Linked DNA regions of Homo sapiens: region 1 is linked to region 2. Evidence: chromatin loops called from intact Hi-C (ENCODE). Cell type or tissue: CD4-positive, alpha-beta T cell. All regions are shown on one strand.

Evidence for each region. Hi-C counts contacts between places; a loop is a spot of excess contacts. Peaks named below come from ENCODE experiments on the same cell type or tissue, not always from the same donor. Only the 100,000 strongest peaks of a DNase experiment are listed, where the experiment ranks them.
Region 1: a loop joins it to region 2, with 3 times the contacts of the local background. A loop is called at or near these places in 32 of 110 quality-filtered maps.

Annotation. Positions count from the first base shown.
Region 1 is chr9:37,586,155-37,588,654 of GRCh38, reverse strand. TOMM5 (translocase of outer mitochondrial membrane 5) reads left to right here. Exons shown (of 2, transcript NM_001001790.3): 2 at 1-242. Among named protein-coding and RNA genes, the nearest start is that of TOMM5, 5.2 kb to the left of the region's middle. In CD4-positive, alpha-beta T cell, no CTCF peak of the experiment used is centred here; no DNase peak of the experiment used is centred here.
Region 2 is chr9:37,783,689-37,786,188 of GRCh38, reverse strand. It overlaps EXOSC3 (exosome component 3), which reads left to right and starts at 1,125. Exons shown (of 4, transcript NM_016042.4): 1 at 1,125-1,468; 2 at 2,126-2,275. The coding sequence starts at 1,145. RefSeq lists enhancers at 1,233-1,372, 870-1,385, 1,383-1,442. In CD4-positive, alpha-beta T cell, no CTCF peak of the experiment used is centred here; DNase peaks (open chromatin) are centred at 468 and 1,128; H3K4me3 peaks cover 1,950 bases; H3K27ac peaks cover 1,967 bases.

The DNA of each region.
Region 1 (2,500 bases), 200 kb after region 2:
GACAATACTGGTATAATTGTAAATAATGTCAAACTCCGTTTTCTAGCAAGTATTAAGGGAGCTGTGTCTGAAATGGCACTGTCTTGTCAGTCATTTCTGTTTACCTTTTTCTTCTGCCCAGAGTGTATTTGTGAAGAGTCTCTTATATTATGTTTTGTGGAAATCAGCACACAACCACAATGACATTTAAGCACAGGATCATTATTAGTCTATGTTTTTAATAAACATATCAATTAAGAAAAGTTGGGTTTCTATTTTTCTTATCCTACTTTTTGCTGCAAACCAACAATCACTAGTGAGACTTGTATTATATTGAGATTATTGCAAGCTTCAGTAAGTTCATCTTGTTTTGGACTAGAGAATTTGCCAATCCTGATGAAGTGTCATTGTGTTTTATTGCCAGGCAGTCTTAATGAAAGGTAGCATTACTGCTTGATGCTGAGTATATGAAATATTAATACTACCAAAGGAAAAAGTACTATATTTTTAAGCCAAATAGTTCTCCAAGTTTGTTGAGTGGAGGGGGGATAGTCCTTAACCTTCTCCCCAGGAGCAACTACATACACCTCTTTTTAGCTGATTTTATTGGTATTTACCTTTTGGTCTCTAAATAATGTGACGGTCGTGATTGGGATTTAGGTCTCTTTCCTGTCCTTAGCGCCATCACTCACACGTATCTTGTCATCTCTTCCTTCCAAAGGATAACGTAGTGTGATCTTGAGTAGATTAGTATCATTAGGATTCTGAGTATAGTACCTGGTTTTCTTTTGCTGTGTATCTTTTTGTTTTTTTCTAGGCTTGGTTTTTCTATGGAATTTCCACTAAATCAACTAAACTTTTTGCCATTTATCTAAATCATTCACAGCAATCAGCTTTATTAGGTACTCTGTTTCATTTTCCTGAGTAAGCGTTTCCTGGAGTCTTCTGACCCGCCCCTGACTGGACTGATAGCCTTCTATGCCTGATGTGTGTGGCTATATTCTGGGAACTCCCTTCTCTATGCCTGATATGTGACTGTATTCTGGGAACTCCCTTCACTATTGTCCGGGAATTCCTTTTCTTCTCTCTTATTATATCTCGTTTTCTGTTACCTAGTGTCTTGGTTTACTCCCTTGTTTGATGGAGCCTGTTTTCTCTGGCAGTGTCCTCCTGAGAAAGGTGGCATAGGAGGTGAATGACCTTGCTGGTCTAAAAATGTCTTTTTTTTTTTTTTTTTTTTTTTTTTTAACACGGAGTCTTGCTCTGTCAACTAGGCTAGAGTGCAGTGGCATGATCTTGGCTCACTGCAACCTCCACCTCCCAGTTCAAGCGATTTTCCTGCCTTAGCCTCCCAAGTAGCTGGGATTACAGGCACGTGCCACCACGCCTGGCTAATTTTTGTATTTTTAGTAGAGACAGGGTTTTGCCATGTTGGCCAGGCTGGTCTCGAACTCCTGACCTCAGGTAATCTGCCCACCTCAGCCTCCCAAAGTGCTGGGATTATAGGCATGAGCCACTGTGCCTGGCCTTAAAAATGTCTTTATTCTATAGTTTGATGAATATAGGGTTCTAGATTAGCAATCATTTTCCTTCAGAATTTTAAAGCAAAGCCTCTAGCTTTCAGTGTTGCTGCTGAGAAATCTGAAATCATTCTGATTCCTGATTTTTTTGTGGGACTAAGTATTTCTTCCTGAGAAACAAGGATCTTTGTTCCTAGTATGCTTATATTCCATGATGACATCATTTAGTGTGTGTTTATTTTAATACACTGTGGTGGGCACTTGGTGAACCTATTTAAACTTGAAACTTGTATCTTTATTTCTCAAATTTTGTAGGTTTTAAAATAATTTTATTATTTTTTATGGGTATGTAAGTGTATATATTTATGGGGTGCATGAGATATTTTGATACAGGCATACAGTACCTAATAATCACATCAGGATAACGGGATTATCTGTCACCTCATTTATAATTTATTTATGTTACAAACATTCCAGTTATACTTTTAGTTATTTTTAGATGTACAGTAAATTATTATTGACTGTAATCACCCATTATGCTATCAAATACTAGAACTTATTCATTACATCTAACTATATTTTTGTACCCATTAGCCATCCCTGCATTCCTTCCCTAACCTTTCCTAGCCTCTGGTAACCATCATTCTACTCTGTCTCCATGAGTTCAGTCGTATTAATTTGTAGCATCCACCAATGAATGCTTATAGGTTTTTATTGATTTCCTCCCCTTCTTTTTCCTTCTGCTCTCTTTTTAGAACAATAGTACTTTTAATGTTTTCTTTTTCCTTTATATTCTATTTTATCTGTAATTGCTTTTCTCTTTTTTTGTTTCATGTTAGATGCTTTCCTTGGTTGTCTGCTCACACTTAAAAATTGGGAACTAACATGGATTAAAGGCCTGGAGTGGAGCTTGTTGATGTTGAACTTTGCCAAAGGGCCATCTATTGGGCCATTTTTGTTGAGAAAACTTTTTGCGTCTGTATCTTTAGTTATTTCCCATT
Region 2 (2,500 bases):
CCAAAGTCAGATAGATGATTGGAATCTCTTTGGGTTTGGAATTCAACTGCTTCTCACGTGCGCAACTAAGTGTGCTCCAGGGAAATTTGAGTTACTGATATTCCAGGCCATGTAGGGCTATCGGAAGCATGTGAAATATGTATATTTGCAGGGGGAAAAAGTCTAGGGAGAAATACACACCAAAGGAATACATTCGTTCATTCATCAGGTATTACCTATTTCATGCCACACCTTGGGCTCTAAAGAATCAGAACTACAGTGTAGCAAGGGAGAAAAACGGGCAAGATTAAAACATCGTTTATTTTCTTCTTTTATTTTTCTCTGTGTTTTCTAAATGTGACTAGATCTCTAACAACCAAGAAGGTTTTATTTATTTTGAAAAAAACTACTTTTCCTGTTAAAAGGTCAGCCACTCTTCTGAGGGCGGAGTCGGAAAGAAGGTCCCATGAACCCACCTAGCGTCCAATTTCCCTTTTTTTTTTTTTTTTGACAGGGTCTCACTCTGTCCTCCAGACTGGAGTGCAGTGGCACCATCTAGGCTCACTGTAACCTCCGCCTCCTAGGTTCAAGTGATTCTCCTGTCTCAGCCTTCCGAGTAGCTGGGATTACACGTGCGTGCCACCACGCCCGGCTAATTTTTGTATTTTTAGTAGAGACAGGGTTTCACCATGGTGGCCAGGCTGGTCTTGAACTCCTGACCTCAAATGATCCACCCGCCTCGGCCTCCCAAACTTCTGGGATTACAGGCGTGAGCCACCGCGCCCGGCCCCAGCGTCCAATTTTCAAAGCCCCTCTGCTCAGCTTCCAGAGATCCCAAGAAACTCTTAAGTGGAAGTATCTCGTATCCCCACGATGCGACCGGTCACAAAACACGCGACCCGAGACACTGGAAGTGGAGGCTTTTCGATGGACCAAGCTGCGCGGTTTTCATACCGACCCGCGGCCAGGCTGTCAGATAGGTGGCCGGCCACAATCACTGCCACCTTGGACAGGGACCCGTGAGCTGACGGCCATCAAGCTTCATAAACTGGTCCGAATCCAACGGACCGCTACTGCCGGAAACGGAAAGTCCTCAAGGGCGGGTGTTGGAAGCGGAGCGGAAGCGGAAGGCGGGTACCGGAAACGGTGTTTGGTGGAGCCCGCGATGGCCGAACCTGCGTCTGTCGCGGCTGAATCTCTCGCGGGCAGCAGGGCGCGCGCTGCACGCACAGTACTAGGTCAGGTGGTGCTCCCGGGTGAGGAGCTGCTCCTGCCGGAACAGGAGGACGCGGAAGGCCCTGGGGGTGCAGTGGAGCGACCGTTGAGCCTGAATGCTAGAGCGTGCTCGCGGGTGCGCGTTGTATGCGGTCCGGGCCTTCGGCGCTGTGGGGACCGCCTGCTGGTCACCAAGTGCGGCCGCCTCCGTCACAAGGAGCCCGGCAGTGGCAGCGGCGGCGGTGTTTACTGGGTGGACTCTCAGCAGAAGCGGGTGAGCTGGGACTCCGGAGGGGTGGTGCGGCAGTGAGAGTGGTAGCCCTGCTTTGAGAAGACCTCCCAAAAGAAGAGAGGGACCCTGAGGCCCTCTTTTGTTCAGGCAAACCTAGAGCCACCGTAGTCTTGTGCCCACTTCTGCATGTCCTTTAGAGGGACCGTGAACAATAGGAACATAGCCTGAGAAGGGCGACCAGGAGAGAAAAACGTTTGGAGACCGTGAGTCATGATTATAGTCTTCAAAACCCCACAGCAGGCCTGCCGTTTGGAGTCTCAGAGGGCAGGACTAGGCTCAATGAGTGGATGTCATAGGGAGTTAATTTCTCCTAGAACAGGTAAGAATTTCATATAGAAAAAATTGTCTATGGAATGGGCTTCCTTGGTTGTAAGGATTCCTTTGCCACTGGACTTATGCCACAAAGCTAGAGACTTACTGGTTGGGGTGCCTAAGAGATAATGGAGTTTGGACTCAATTAACAGACTACCAGAAGCTGCACACCCGGCACTTTATGAAGTGATTTTCTTTTACCGAAAGTGGCATTTGATCAGATTTCTCTTTAATGACAATAAAGTAACCACAAAGGACTTGCTGAAGGTATCTTCCAATGGTATCTTGTCATTTATGGCTGTTTTTTCATTCTGTTTCTTTTTGTAGTATGTTCCAGTAAAAGGAGACCATGTGATTGGCATAGTGACAGCTAAATCTGGAGATATATTCAAAGTTGATGTTGGAGGGAGTGAGCCAGCTTCTTTGTCTTACTTGTCATTTGAAGGTGCAACTAAAAGAAACAGACCAAATGTGCAGGTAATTACGGGAGCCTTTGGTTTCAAAGAAACAAACATCCATTCCCTAGAACACTCACATATCCAGAAGGCTATCTGAATTGTCTCCAAAGCATGACCTAGATCTCTGAGCTTGTATATAATTGCCCCAGGCTCCAAGAGTTTCTTCAGATGCTCCAGGATCAGAGCCACATAATTATTATTATTATTTTTTACATTTACAATTTATTTTACATTGGCTACATTT